Linked DNA regions of Homo sapiens: region 2 is linked to region 1. The links are chromatin loops, found by intact Hi-C in ENCODE. Cell type or tissue: gastrocnemius medialis. All regions are shown on one strand. Each heading gives the region's core, and the rest is flanking DNA. Links, peaks and the distances in the headings are about the cores only.

The links. Hi-C counts contacts between places; a loop is a spot of excess contacts. Peaks named below come from ENCODE experiments on the same cell type or tissue, not always from the same donor. Only the 100,000 strongest peaks of a DNase experiment are listed, where the experiment ranks them.
Region 2: a loop joins it to region 1, with 6 times the contacts of the local background. A loop is called at or near these places in 1 of 110 quality-filtered maps.

The regions. Positions count from the first base shown.
Region 1 is chr11:12,067,178-12,075,322 of GRCh38, reverse strand. No RefSeq gene overlaps it. Among named protein-coding and RNA genes, the nearest start is that of LINC02989, 16 kb to the left of the region's middle. In gastrocnemius medialis, for the core only: no CTCF peak of the experiment used is centred there; a DNase peak (open chromatin) is centred at 4,642; H3K27ac peaks cover 2,339 bases.
Region 2 is chr11:12,843,145-12,851,289 of GRCh38, reverse strand. The region is part of intron 3 of TEAD1 (TEA domain transcription factor 1); the gene reads right to left. Among named protein-coding and RNA genes, the nearest start is that of TEAD1-AS1, 76 kb to the left of the region's middle. RefSeq lists an enhancer at 4,291-7,505. In gastrocnemius medialis, for the core only: no CTCF peak of the experiment used is centred there; no DNase peak of the experiment used is centred there; H3K4me3 peaks cover 414 bases; H3K27ac peaks cover 4,000 bases.

The sequences.
Region 1 (8,145 bases), core at 2,582-6,581:
CATCTCTGTGCACTTTGCGATGTGACTTTACTGTTTCTCCTACCAAGCAGTGGAGTTTATTTCTTCATCCCTTGAACTCAGGCTTCAATCCATGTGACTTGCTGTGGACAATAGGAAATGAGCAAATGAGACACAGATAGAGGCTTATGAAGCACCCACTTATCAGGGCTTGCTCTCCTGGCTACAATGGGAGCCCTGAGGCCAGGATGCGAATAGGCCTGAGTTAGCCTGCTGAACAGGCCATGTGGACGCCAACCAAGGTGTTCCAGCTGACAGCCAGCACTAACTGCTAGATGCATGAGTAAAGCCACCTCGGAAGACCTAGCCTTAGCCACACTGCCAGGAACTGCAACAGCATGAACGATCCCAGGAGAGCTGAGCCCAGCTGAAATCACAAAACCCACAGCAAATAAAATGGCTGTTGTCTTAAGCCACAAAGTTTTGGGGTGGTTTGTTACACAGCAATAACTACTGGATACACTGACAATCTGACACAGCCCTTTCAAGTTCATTCACATGCCAGGCACTGTAGGAGGCACTGTGGATGCAGCCACGAGAAAGAATGCACATGAGCTCTGCTGTCTCAGGACACTTATGACATTATCACATACCAGGCACTGCCAAAGGCTTTCCATGCTTAATCCAGATGAGAATATCACAGTGTCACCACCATCTTCCTGATGAAGAAACCAAATCTCAGAGGAGGTAAAGAAATTGCCAAATGTGGCAGACTGTATTCTCCAAAGGCAGCTGCAACGATATCTGCCAACTGACATGCTCTGCTTGGACCTTGCCAGGGCCCTATTAAGAGACAGAGTCTGATGCCCTTCTTGAATCCGGGTGGGCTTTGACTGTAAACCGATACAATGAAGCAGAAGTGACCTACCGTGACTTCTGAGGCTTAGTCATAAGAGATGCTACAAGTTCCACCTTATGAGCTGGGGCACTCGCTTTTTTTTCTTTCTTTTTTTTTTAATGGACACAGGGTCTTTGCTATGTTGTCCAGGCTGGTCTCAAACTCCCGACCTCAAGCAATCCTCCCTCCCCAGCCTCACAGATTGCTGGGATTACAGCCATGAGCCACCAAGCCCAGCCTGGCACTTACCTTTGAAGCCCGGACTTCCAAGAAAGAAGTCGGGTGACCCAAAGTTGCCATGCTATGAGAAATCCTAGCACACACAGAGAGCTCACATGCAGGTGTTCCAGTCTAGGTGGAAATCCAGGTGATTCTAGTCCCCAGCGGTTGAGTCATCCCCCAGACATTGAACCTTCCCCCTTGAGGCCCAGATGTCATAGATCAGAGAAATCCTGTCCCCACTGTGCCCTGTCCGACCCACAGAATAAGCATAACTAAATGGATGTTTACTCTACTGGGTTTTGGGGTGGCTTGTTACACAGCCAGAAGATAGAATACCTATGTTTACATTGCTAGGTAACAGGAAGGGGAGTGAGGATGCTTCAGACCCTAGCAGTTTAACTCCTGAGTCTGAGCCCCTAACCACTCTCCTGTTTTCTCCCCGTCTCCTCTGTGATCCTTCTGCTCCCACACTCCTCCCTCACCAGAAGAGAAGCATGGCTCCCCTGATGCCACCTCGTCATCATCAGAAACCACTTCATTCCCCACATGCTGGCCCAAAGAGGCGGGAGGGAAAGGAACAGGTGTGCTTCTTACTCTGTGGCTTCCAGGACATCGCCTTCCGTGGCGTCTCCTTTTTGCAATTTCAGTCACCCTCTCTTACCTGGGCTTCGTGAAAACACTCTCCTAACCTTTAGGACACGGTCCCCCCTTCCTCCATCATTTCAGTTCCTGCTTCACAGGTGCCCTTTGCTCCCCCATTGAAGCCCACATGAAAAAAATGTGCCTACTGGGTGAACCTCCAATGGGTCAGGCACATGGTAGGGATACAACATTGAGAGAGCTCCGTATCCATTTCCTATGGCTGCTGTAACAAATTGCCACAAACTTGGAGGCTTACAACAATGCAGATTTATTATCTCATAGTCTTAAAGATCAGAGGTCCAAAATGGGTCTCACTGTGCTGAAATTGAGGTGTTGGCAGGGCTGCGTCCTCCAGGGATTCATTCCTTCACCTTTTCCTGCTTCCAGAGGCTGCCTGGGTTCCTTGCCCTTTCCTCCACCTTCAAAGCCTTCAGTACGGCATCTTCAAACCTCTCTCTGACTCTCCTGCCTCCCTCTTCCACTTCTAAGGACCTTTGTGATGATACTGGGCCTGCCCAGATTATCCAGGAAAACATCCCCATCTCAGGATTCTCAGCTTAATCCCATCTGCAAGGTCCTTGTGCATGTAAGGTGACATAGTCACAGATTCTGGGATGAGGACGTGGACGTCACTGGGGACACCATCATTCTGCCTACTGCAAGTTTTTAGGTGAAGCACCCCCTTGGGTGAGGTTATATATTTACAGCCGAAACTGCCACTCCTCAGCTACATGCATCTTCTCTCTTTCCTGGACACACAATTCCTTTTCTTGTGGTCAAGCACAACAACGATGCCACTGTTTATCAGAGAACAGAGTTCTGGCCAATGGGGTGTGGGTGTAAGAGATGGGCAGTGCTTGCAGGCTCACACAGACTCACACGACCACCTCAGATGAACGCTTCCCTTTGCCCATCCATAAGTTGAGTGAAGAGTACCCAGGGTAAGGTAGAACCACAGGATGGAAGAAGTCAGGGTCCCTGAATGACACTGGAACAGTCTCCCTGCTGACTCACTTTGTATTTTGATACGAAAGTAAGATATTAAGACATTGACATTTGAAGGTTGGTTGTTACAGAGGTTAGTCTACACTGGCATTATACAACTATAAAAGTGTACTTTAAAAGAATTTGCAGGCCGGGCACAGTGGCTCATGCCTGCAATCCCAGCACTTTGGGAGGCCAAGGCGGGTGGATCATGAGGTCAGGAGATTGAGACCATCCTGGCCAACATGGTGAAACCACATCTCTACTAAAAAAATACAAAAAATTAGCCGGATGTGGTGGCACATGCCTGTAGTCCCAGCTATTCAGGAGTCTGAGGCAGGAGAATCGCTTGAACCTGGGAGGTGGAGATTGCAGTGAGCCAAGATCGTGCCACTGTACTCCAGCCTGGCAACAGAGCAAGACTGTTTCTAAAAAAAAAAAAAAAAAAGAATTTGCATAAACATACTTCATAAAAGTTATATGGTACTAAATTTTGTAAGTAAATATAGCATTTGCTTACTTTCACAATAAGTTGGTCTATGACATAAACTCTATGTGAACAAGAAGTTTCCTTGACCAACAACAAAATGAAATCAGGGATTCTGCTACTCAGCTGTAGTCCGCCCTCTGCACCTGATTTATCTCTGTGTTTTGTATTGACTGCTTACACAGTATTGAAGGAGTTCTGATGAACATACATTAGTAACCGCACATGGTAACAAGCATTTTTTTAACTTGTAAGCTCCAGAAACTCTTCAATAAACAGATTGTTAGAAAAGCTCAATTCTGAGGTCAACACAGAAACTAGTTAACTGCGCAACAGGAGTTAATGTTTGAGAGAGCTTCCACTCAGATTTATTTACTCATTGTTTACTTTCAAAAGGATCAAAGATGATTTACCCAAAAACCTGCAGGAAAAATGAAACCAAACAAGGCAAGCAAGAACAACAAGATATGAGCCCAGTGGTCAAGCACCTGGAGTTAGGGATTATGTGGGCCAAGATGCAAGAGAGAGGGAGAGAAAGAGGTAGGGTCGGGGGTGCTTGGGGAGGGGTGGGCAGAAACATTCCCTGTGTTCTTGGAAATGTCATATATTCTCCAAAATGGTCCTTATAAGCAAATGACCAAAGGGCCTTACAACTAGATGATCATGTGTCTGGCTAGAGTTAAGAGCTGAGATTCCTACAGTTGTTCATCAGAGTCTGGGCCCCCCCCAGCGCTGGTACATACAGACGTGGAAAGAGAGGCTGGGGAGAGCCTGGGACCCCAGAGCAGTCACTTCAAGGCAGGGATCAGCATTGGTACAGGGACTGGGTGGAAGGCGAGTTCTGAGGAGCCCCTGTTCCATCCTGAGGAGCCCCTGTTCCATCCACTGCCAGAAACAGTAGAAGGTTCTGGAAGTCCTGCCAATGGCCAAGCAAGGCAAGTCTGAGAACTGGCCCCACTGTGGAGCCCAGGACTGCAGGAGAAACCACTTCTCCCAGACTGGCCTGGGCAGCTCACACCTGCCGAGTGTCTGCTGCACCACGAAGGAAGCTGGTGGGGAGGAAGGCCACTCCCATTAACCAAGCACCTATTTTGTGCCAAGCAGCACACTATGCCCATTGCACATATTTCACTTTGAACAGCAACACTGTGTGTGTGGTAGGTGCTTTTAACCCCTGATTTAGAGATGGAGAATTGAGCCTCAGCAAGATTAGAGAAGTCAGCCCCAAGAGCACATGGCCATTCATGGCGGAGCTGGGATTCGAGCCCGCACTGCCCGGAGCCAACGCCCATGTGCTCAGACAGCTGCCAGAGGCTCCAGCTGCTCCCTTCAGGCTGCACACGCCACGAGTGTCAGGTCACCCCCTCTTAACTTGGATCTGACAGAAATAGGCCAGAGTGGGGAGGCACTGTGGCCCTCATGTCACAATTAAAGCTATAAATGTTCTGAAGGTGGGGGGTTTAGAACAACCAACCTTGGCTGGGGGTGAGTGAGATGTCTGAGGGAGCCGCAGAGCCAGGGTACACAGCGTGCACACCAGCGTGGCAGGGGACAATGTGTTCCCATCTTCGGAGGCCCTTTGGTCCTCATATTTCGTAGACTCAATGACACAGACCTTCTGGAACATCAGGAGACTCCTCAGAACACTCTGAACCTCTTATTGTTTACACAACAGCAGCTGCTATGAGATTCCCAGAGCTAATCCTTGTGCAATTACCCATGTTAGAAGTGAGGAGACTGAGGCACAAAGAGATTTGCACCTAAACTGGGATCCAAAAACTGGTGAGGGCTGATAAGTGGGTGGGCTATGGTCCCCAAGAATGTCCATTATAGGTCTGATGCTCTGATGGTGGGTTTCAATTAGTAGCAGCAGTAAACATCTCCAAATAAAATGTTGACTTTACCTCTGTGTTGTGGGCCCTGCCATTTGTGAACCGGATGGGCAGTAGTGGATGGTGATGCTCAGAGTTCTAGATGCCAGGGGTTTGATGGTGGTAGAAGTGGCCATCAGAGCAGGCACCCCACATAATTGCCCAGCCACATCCATAGAATGGGGCTTCTCTCATCATTAAGACAACAGATACGTGTCTTCATAAGGCCCCCAAACAACCAGCCTTTTAAATTTTGTTACTTGTTTTGTGACAGTATATAATCCTAAGTCACCTTTCTAAGTGACACTGACACTTATCTGAATCCCAGCGGCCCAAGCAGGATTCCATGGATAACGAAACCCACTTTGTCCTTTTCTTTAATAAAGTTGTCACCCGAATCCCTGCCCTCTCAACTCTCCACTATGAAATATGTAAGCCGTGATTATTTTTCCAAATGATACTGAAGTGCGTAGACTTTCAATAAGAAATGACTCGGGGTATTTTATTCAGCCAGAAATTGATGTGGATGTTTCTACAAAACTCTCATTTGGGTACTTTCTTATTTAAAATTTTTTCATGAAAATTAAGCAGCATTTTTGCATAATTGAGTGTTCTTGGGCATTTAGTTTTTTATGGCTGAATGTTTTATTTGAAAGTCTACATAAATTCCTTTGTGAAGGGAGGTGGAGCAGCAAGAAGAGGGAAAGAGGAGAGAGGAACGCGGCGCAGGGCCTGGCTACATGGGCCCCAGAGCACGTGTCGGCTGGGCAAGGGAATGGGCAGATGAATGAATGGAACGATTGTCAAGCAGGGGACGTACGTAATCATTGCTCCTCCCTGTCACCTGCAAGATCATCCAGAAATCTCTGATAAACAAACACCTGCCAGTTCAGGGCTCAGGGCCCTCTTCAGAGATTGGAGGCTACCTGGGACCCGGGACAGAGCAGTGGCTGATGGATACCAGATGCGACACCTACCCTTCCCTGCTGGCCGCCTGCTAGTTTATCAAACCCCTCCACATGGTTTCCTCCTGGGAGGAACACCCCTCCCAGGAGGCGGAGCAGGGATCTTCCTGTTGTACACTTGGGTTCTGCACCTGGAGCCAAAAGGAGCACTGTGCCCAGCTGGAAGAGGGGGAAGTCAGAATCAGCATGCAAGTTGGATGTCAGTGTGGTGAGGCCACTCTAAGCATAGGAGACCTGACAGGTGCCAAGTCCCAGCCAGTGTCTCAACCTTCATAAACCCGCACACTTAGATATCTCTCCCCACGAGGCCACAAAATTGAATTTGTAGATTAAATGGTGAGAATAATAAGAATATCATGTGTCCATTTTCTTTTTCCTTCTTTTTTTTTTTTTTTTTTTTTTTTGAGATAGAGTTTTGCTCTGTCACCCAGGCTAGAGTGCAGTGGCGCAATCTCGGCTCACTGCAACCTCCGCCTCCCAGGTTCAAGAGATTCTCCTGCCTCAGCCTCCCGAGTAGCTGGGATTACAGGTGCCCGCCACCGTACCCGGCTAATTTTTGTATTTTTAGTAGAGACGGGGTTTCACCATCTTGGCCAGGCTTCTCTCGAACTCCTGACCTCATGATCCACCTGCCTCAGCCTCCCAAAGTCCTGGGATTACAGGTGTGAGCCACTGCACCCAGCCCATGTGTCCATTTTCAAACAGCACACCTCCTTCATCTCAGACTCTGGAAAAGTACCCTAGGGGTCCCAGGCCCCACATACTCCACCCCTCCCAAGTGAGACTGCCCTTCAGTGAGAGACAGGGGGCTGGTCCCCTCTTCTCTGTAGGGTGGGACCATAAAATACTTCTGGTAGGGGGGAAACAATAGGGCCATTTGACCCTGAAGATCCAGGGGCCCCTACTTTTGGCTGTTGTCCACTAGAAAATTTGGGCAAAGAAACAGAGAGAGAATTGGTTAAAAGCACCAATCCTCAATTAAACCCACTGACTGTTTTTCTACATGAAAAATCTGAGCATGAAGAAATGAGCTAAGTGTTGAGTGGGAAGTGTCTCAAAATCTGCAAACTGCCAAGACTTACTAAGAATCTCAAAGACTTAACCCAAATTATTGAGGGACAATGGCTCGCTAGACCCCTCCCGAGGATGGTGAGTAGGATGACAATGACACGCGAGAGACAGCTAAAAGAAACAGGGACATTCATCTTGAAAAGCATGCAGCTGCTGTTTTTGAATCTCTGGGGCGCTCCAAGAGGAGCAGGCTAGTTCAGAGTGGCCTTTCAAGTGAGGACAATGAAGGGGGGTACACACAGGGAGACAGCAGGGAAAAATGAGGAGGGGCCAAGAGTGAGAGCCATCAGACCCAGGCTGGGCTGATCCATAAGGTCCTGAGCTCTCTGCCCCTGGCAGAATCACAACAGTCATTAATTCATTCATTGAATCAACCTATCAAGGTGAAAATCAGTGTGATGAGGCCACCACTAAGCTTAGGAGACCTGAGCAGGTACAGTGGTAAAACTGTGCATTCAATGAATGAATGAATATTTGGATACTGGAAGCAGGGCGTTCAGGACCTTACAGGCCAGCGCCTGAGGTCTAGCAATGTCTGGATGTACTGAGGTCTAGCAATGATTTGAATGCCAGAAGTAAAACTGACAAGACAGGCAAAGCTGTTGCTTTTAGAAAGCTCACATTCAAGCAGGAGAGATAAACAACACACACATACACACAAAAAAAAAGCCATGAAAAAACTAAAATGTATACATACACAGTAGAGATAGGGTTATGCAAAAAAAAAAAAAAAAAATTGAACAGGATTATGGGAGAGGGCATGCTTGTGTTTCCTTTGGATTGGGGAGTAGGAGTTAGCTTTTAGCTAGGAAGGTGGGAGGGGAGCATCAGGAGAGGACGGGAGAGAGTGACCTTTGAAATTCCTTCCTCTCTGAATCCACAGTCTCACAACATACCACTGCCCATTTGCTTACTAAGATCTGCAGAGGGACCCGTGCTGCAGTGAATACAGTTAAGGCAACTTTGCACTAAGCCCCCAGTGGGTGTTTGGATAGGGCCAGGCGTCCTGAGCATGGTAAAGTGGCAGCTTCCCCTTCCTCCCACCTG
Region 2 (8,145 bases), core at 1,517-5,516, 780 kb before region 1:
ATCTGCTACTTTGTATCTTTTGACCTACATATCCGTTTCCTCTCTCCTCCTCTGGTTCTTAGTATCCTCTGTTGTTGTTTTTTCTCTACTCTGTATATGTATGACTTTTTTTTAAGATTCCACGTATAAGTGAGATCATGAAATAGTTTTTTTCTTTCCGTGTCTCGCTCAATAAATGGTTTTAATAAATGAATGAAGGAGCTCACCTCTTTTGTATAAAGAAAATCCGAAGAAAAGATCTAGAAAAAGATTATGAAAATTAGACAGCACTGCCAATATCACCTGAAATCTGTAAATCCTTTTAAAGTTGCAACTATTTCAGTGAGAAGTGGCACAATTTTTCAGACCTTTGTTCTCGTCTCTTATGACCAATGCATGCTCATTGCTTCTTCATGCCCTATACCCATGTCCCTGCCACTTCCCCAAGCCACAGCCATAGAGACCTGGTCCAAAAAAAGCTAATCTTAACATTAACCCAAGAAAGTCTTATTAATGAAAAGGTTTGCTAAAAGCACTCTATTTATTAATTATTTGGCCTTAGAGAAGTGTGAAATCCACACATTTGAAGTGCTAAACACCGCTAGTTTATAATGAAGAATCTTTAATGATGCAATGCTGCCGATTTCTGGTTTTTTGACTCAAAGGTATGACTGCCTAGATTCTTCTGAGGAAACTGGACTTATGAGCTGTGTGAACTTGGGAAACTTGCTCAACTTCTCTAGACCTCTATTTCCTTACCTGTAAAATGGAAATAACAGTTCCTACTCTAGAGGGCTGCTGTATGCATTAGTAACAGAAAATGGGAAGGCTCTGGCACCTTCTGGGGCTCTAAAATGGTCCTTCAACTCTTTTTGAGATGGAGTTTCACTCCTGTTGCCCAGGCTGGAGAGCAATGGCACGACCTTGGCTCACTGCAGCCTCCGCCTCCCGGGTTCAAGCTGTTCTCCTGCCTCAGCCTCCTGAGTAGCTGGGATTACAGGCATGAGCCACCACGCCAGGCTAATTGTTTGTTATTTAGTAGAGACAGAGTTTCCCCACGCTGGTCATGCTGGGCTCGAACTCCTGACCTCAGGTGATACACACGCCTCGGCCTCCGAAAGTGCTGGGATTATAGGCATGTGTCACCACACCTGGCCCAGTTCTTTAACTGTAATGTAATGTCACTGCACCAGGTTTATATGTCTTCGTTGCTTGAACTGATATATAGGGTCCTAAAAGGGTTGAAAAAGGTTTTCTGTTCAGGACACCGTACTACATGGCATCTGGTATAAACCCATGATGCTTCTATTGCTAATGTTGTTGAAATTGAACATCTTTTCCAATCTTTGTATCTTCTTCAATTTTCAAAATGACATGGTCCTAAAAATTGTTTCCAAGTAAACAGAGCACTTATTGTGATATCTTAACATTAAGAGGGCACTATCTTAACATTAAGAGGGCACAAATCTTTTAATTTGAAATAGATTCTCCACTGAATAAATAGCAGGAATGAGGTTTTTGCCAGAAGGTAAGTATAGCCAAAATTCTTAAAATTTGTGACAGACTGTATAATTAAGTCTATGAATAGGCTGGAGGTGTTGCATTAAACAGCATGTCCCTCACTGGACGTCCAGTATTTAGTTCTTGTTGTAAAAACAACTATCACCAGAAGAATTCTATCAACTTCTGAAGCTACTACAACAATAGCTACACAAAGGTAAGTTATGCAAGCATTAAGTCAAAATGGCATGCTCAGGGATGACTTGCTGCTTAGAAAACATGCTGAAGGAGTATCTAAATGTCTAGGCACTCAGTAATCTAATAAAAATATGAAAAGCATGATGAGAAGGAATAACATTTTTAAAATGAACTCAAACTGAAGAAATTGAAATTCAGGGAATAAGCTAAATGAAACACTATTGCGGAGTTTAGAGATGGTGGGAGGCTATAGAAAGTTGGGCTTTTGCAGGGAACGGTGGCTCAAGCCTGTAATCCCAGCACTTTTGGGAGGTCCAGGTGGATCACTTGAGGTCAGGAGTTTGAGACCAGCCTGGCCAACATGGCAAAATCCCATCTCTACTAAAAATACAAAAAAATTAGCTGGACACGGTGGCATGTGCTTCTAATCCCAGCTACTCGGGAGGCTGAGGCAGGAGAATCGCTTGAATCCGAGAGGCGGAGGTTGCAGTGAGCCCAGACAGTGCCACTGCACTCCAGCCTGGGCAACAGAGCGAGATTCCATCTCAAAATAAAAAGAAAGAAAAAAAAAGCAAGAAAGTTGGGCAATGACATGCACTGTGTATCTACTATGCACCAGCACTATGCAAAGCACTGTGCTTTTTTTTATTTTATTTTTTTGGTGAGGCAGCGTCTCACTCTGTTGCCCAGGCTGGAGTACAGTGGTGTGATCATGACTCAGTGCCACCTAGACCTCCTGGTTTCAAGCAATCCTCCCACCTCAGTCTCCTGAGTAGCTAGGACTACAGACGTGTGCCACTATACGCAGCTATTTTTTTTTTTAATTTTTTGTAGAGATGGGGTCTCACTGTGTTGCCCATGCTGGTTTTGAACTACTGGCCTCAAGCAATCCTCCTGCTTCAGCCTCACAAAGTACTGGGATTACAGGCATAAGCCACTGCACCTGGCCAAAGCACTGTGCTTATACACCACAAATTTAACCTTCACATTCACCTAATTCTACCTAGCTCAGCATTTTATACATGCTGAAACTGCAGTTCAAAGAAGTTAAGAAACTTGCCCAAGTTCCCAAACTAATTAAGCAGTGGAGTCGGGATTTGAACCCAGCTTTGTCTTCCAAGTTCCTTAATCCTTAACATTAGACCAACTGTTAAGTGTTTAATGAGAACAAAATCTTAGATGGCGGCAGAATCCAGCCATGAAATGGACTGAATTGTACACACATCACTTTAAAGTTCTCTAATTTCTCATCCACAATACAGAAGAATAAAGCCTCAACTCTCTAAGCATCCAAGGCCTACATAATCTGGCCCCAAGGCACTTTCCTCTCCCATTCAATAAAATTTATAGAATATTTTCTGTACAAAAGGAATTAGGCTAGGCTCTAGAAGAGAAACACGCTGGAATAATACACACTCTCTGCCCTCAAGGAGTTTATGGTCTAGGAAGAGAAATGAGGCTAGAAGCCAAACAATGGTAATCAAAGACGGAACGATTAGATGGATAGATGTACTCAGGAAGGGCCTGAGACAGGTGCCCAGAGATGTTTCCTCCTAGGGTTGCCATGCTCTGGCTCACTGACCCCACTGCCCTAGCCACATCAGACCTATCTCAAAACTAGAAGCAGCCAGAGGTAACCCCATACCAGCTAGTCACGACAGAGAAAGCAGTGGCCTATGATATAGGGTTCCCACTGGAGATGATGACCAAGCAAACCAAGAAAATCACCTTCCTCAGTTGAGCTTAGATTCAGGACAGCTGCTTGGTTTTTCTTCTCCTTTTAAATTTCTAGGCTGGGCACAGTGGCTGACGCCTATAATCCTAGCACCTTGGGAGGCCAAGACAGGAGGACTGCTTGAGGCCAGGAGTTCAAGAACAACCTGGCCAACAGAGCAAGACCCGTCTCTAAAAACTAAAATAAAATAAAATAAATTTCTAATGATCTAGGTAACACATGAACACATTCTATCCGTAAAAAATTAAAACGTTACATGGGCAAATCAGTTTTTGTCTTTTCTCCTGCCACTCTCTACACACACTTCTGTCTCTAAAAATCCTTATTCCTGTCATGTTGGGTGCTATTTCCTTTGTGTGAAATGGCCACCACCCCCACCCCCACCCCACCAAATCTACTGAACAATGAATGATTCCTGAGCTGCCAGGCCTCTGCAGCTGGCACTTCCTCCACTCACTCCCCAGCAGTGGGCTGGGTCTGCCCCTCCTGCTCACCATACTTTGTGCACACTGCTAGCACAAGCTTGCTACACCACATTCTGCCTGTTTTTGCTTTTTCCTTGGCAGATTGTGAGCTTTGTGAAGGCAGGACCCACATCCTACTCCCAACTACTCCATCCTCCCAACCTCTGGCCCTGCATGAAGAATGTGCTACTTAATGATATTGCTACTGTTGACTTGAGTCTCTCCCTGAAAGAAAAAATATCTGAATATATGACATCATGGCTCATGGGACGCAGTGACTGTCTTCTTTGAATGGGCAGGCAGAAAGGGAGGGGGAAGCCGCAGGAAGACAGAGAAAGCACTGTGTTGGCAGGCACTGGGGATGCAAAGAAGAATGCAACAGGGCTCCTGCCTTCAAGGAGCTCACAGTCGTGTTGGATGCTTATGGAATGCAGAAATACCCATGAATCTTTCCTCTTCTTAAGCTCCAAGAAATCAAAGAGGAAGCCACAAGCACAGCTGAGACAGACTGGCAATGAAAGAGGACATGTGGCTGTTTTGTTCCCTAACAGAATGAACCTGGAAAGCTTAAAGCCCTTCTTACTTCAAAATTAGCTCAATCTTCCCTGTTTTTAATTCTTGTGATCTTCATCAATTTCAGATTTAGTATCCTACTTCAATCCACCACTGACAGAGAGCATAACATTCAGCATTTAATTGAGAAAAACAAATTTTCTAAGAAACACCTCAACTTGTTTATAGGCAGAATAGGTAAGAATGAACTGGACAAACGGAAGTCAGACATGCTAACTCAGGGCCTTATTCTCAGTACCCACAATATTTTCTACAGACAGAAGGAATATATACAGTCAACACAGCTTTATCTGCAAGCTCATTCACCACACAGAAGTTTGACTTCTAAAAAAAAAAAGGCAGAGCCCAAACTACTTATGTGGCTCGGGCCCTGAATGTTGCTTTGTAAAGATATCTCAGAGTGAAATTATCCAGCAAACCCTTGTGTGGATAGAAGGTTCCACAAGTCAACAACCGCTTAAGCAGTTTAAACCAACAAGCAAGATGCCCTCTATTTAAATGCTATGAGTGAATCTATTTTAAGCCTTTAAAAATCCTTTGGGCAGGTGTTTAAGCTGTGCACAGACTGAGCCTGTGGAGGCTCTGGGGGGTGGGGGAGGGCGGGCTCCACTCTCCATGCAGGCAACATTTTGTTCAGACAATCTTCCTGCAGCAGGTCATGTGACAAAGGCCAAATAAACAGCATCTGGGGATTTTCAATTACAGACCTTCGCCCAGCATGCCTGCACTGTAATCTCTACCAGATGAGGCTCAGGCCTCCCTATTTTCAATAATTCACACACTGTGTACACATAACATGACAATAAGTGCATTCATGGTGTGGCCTGATTCGCAGATCAAAGCTAGCAAAGGGCCAGCTGTAAGCATGCTCGGCTGCTGGATGATTCGTGCCTTTCACAGGCTTGGAAAGGCGCTCCGCAGGACCTGGCAAGCCGGCCTCTTTCCTGTGTGGTATGCTGAGCAAACTCTGAACATGAGCGGGGCACAGCCCCCTGGGACACCCAGAGAGGCGACCAATTCTATGTGCATTTGGGAGTACTGGGAAAGATTCAAACACCAACCTACTCCACAAGCTCCCTCTTGGATAGACTTGTCTTGGCTAGTGCAAGACACGTGCAAAAGGCCACCGCTAAAAGGGGCAGGTGGTTCTTGAGATGAAAACTGTTTTACAACAACAGTACGGTTTCCACACTTAATAAACCCTTAGCCAGGTGCAAGTGCTCAAGTTCACAAATCCACTGGCTGTGCAGTTCCCATTTAGCCATCACACACGTGTACACAGACTGAGACACAAACTACATGGAGGTATATTGTTAATGCATGTCACAGAGCTTTGGATCTGGGAAATGAAAGAGGACGCTCTGTTGTTATTACTGAATTCCCTACACATTAACTCAATTAACTCCTGTGCTAGACTAACACTTCTAGCTACTGTGTGTGCGTGTGCGCACACACACACGATAGTGCTTTGAAAGCATTCAGAGTTCTCAAGTCCACAACATTCCAAATGTCTCTTTCCCTGCAGAGAGAGCTGCAACTGGAGAAAATAAGGACACCACTTCCTCATATAAAAATTCTAGGCCCGGCACAGTGGCTCATGCCTGTAATCCCAGCAATTTCAGAGGCCGAGGGTGGATCACTTGAGGTCAGGAGTTCAACAACAGCCTGGCCAAGATGGTGAAACCCCGTGTCTACTAAAAATACAAAAATTAGCCGGGCATGGTAGTGGGTGCCTGTAGTCCCAGCTACTCAGGAGGCTGAGGCAGAGAATTGCTTGAATCCAGGAGGCAGAGGTTGCAGTGAGCCAAGATTGCGCCACTGCACTTTAGCCTGGGCGACAGGCGAGACCCTGTCTCCAAAAAAAAAAAAAAAAAAAAAAAAGATTTCATACACGTCAATCAGGGCAGGAACCAGGAGAAAGCCATAATGGTGACTTCCTTGGAGCCAACACATGCTGCTCACCAGCTGTGGGCTGTGTGTCCTTACCCCCTTTGCTCACTCATTCAGAATGGTTTCCTCTTAATCACAATAATCCCAAAAGTGCTAAAACATATCAATCGTTGGGTAAGCCCTGCCTACAAAGGGCCAGCCGGCTGGCTTTTATGGTCTTGTCCAACAGCAGCTGATACTTCATTCAGTAACAAATCCAATTTAGCAGTTACAAGAGGTTTAGCATCCCTGAAAAAAATATTGGGGTTGATCTGGCACTCTGAAGTCAGCAAATGCTCCACTGCCATATTGCTGTGGAGATTTTTCTGTCGTCATATTTGGATGTCTATAACCAACTGTCTCGCACCTTCCCCACCCCTGCCCCCCAATGATTTGATGCTGGTGGTGGCAACAATTTAATCCCTGGATTAAAAAATATAGGCAACAAATCACATGTGGAAACTGACTGAATAATGTGATTTTACCATCATCCCCTCAAACATAAAAAGGGGGAGGAACTGGCTTTCCTTTTCAAACAGGAATTTCTAACACGTTGAAAGAAAAAACTATGAGGAAAAGGTGATTTTACTCTAATCTCTGGACTCTTAGTTCTTAAGAGGAAAAAGAGATAAGCAAATGTGAAGTTTTTAACCTTGGATTAAAATTTGTCTTCTTAAAAACAATGGCGGCACTACCATAAAGACCTTGTAACTAAATTATTTACATTTATTTAAACATTAAAATGCTAAAACAAAAAAAAGCTTTAAGTCATGATGGGTGAAAATAAGAAACTGGCATAAAGAAAAGTTTCTGAATATTTAATGTACATTCTTTACAGTTTATATAAATTCAAGTTAAAAGAATCTCCAAAGAAAATAACTTGAATAATTTAGCTATAAGAGGACTTCACAACCAACAAAATGTCATTTTTAAGCAACAAGGTAATTTATAAAGTAAAAGAAAACGGAAATGATCTAATAGGAACATGGGCTGATTATTCCTTTAATATTAGGCTTCGTGGTCAATGGTTGGTTATTTAACCCGGCTCCAGTTTTAATAACAAAAAAGTGACCACAGAAACATCTGATTTTTAAAAAGAACAAGTTTTCAGCGCCATAAATGAGATGCATGCAATTATGGCTGGCAAGACATCAACAATGAAATATTCCATACATGGAGTTATTTCATGTGGTTTTAAAACTTTATTCTTTTCTCTAGACTTTTTAAAACACAAACTGAAAAGTAAAACAAAATAAACAACCAAACCCTGCAGATTTGAAAAGATTTAGCTTTTGTGAATAACAATCCATTAGATTAATATTTTGTCAATGTCACTTGTCACAACAAAAGCAGCAGCATTTATAATTTACTCTAAGACTGGTTTAATTAAAATTCAAAAAACCACAACAAAGCTATATTGAATTTCATTTCCCGCATTGTAATTACTTACTTCGTAGCTGACTATAAACAGTATTTTATTACATCCACAAAAATGCGTTTAAAAACTAACAGTAATTCGTAGACACTGGAAGAACTGAGGGAACAAGTCCTGTCACTTCTACTTTGAATAGAGTGCTACTTTCTACTTTAGTGTGACATAAGGAACGAGGATGCATGATCTTTTCCAATCTGAGGGGATCTATAGATCTGACAACATTACCTACCCTTAGAGCTGGGCTCGGACTCCTTGTGAACACAGATTTGGCAGAGCAAGATCTATGTGCACCCTCCCAAGACCAAGAAAGGGCCTGACTTGGCTCAAATCCA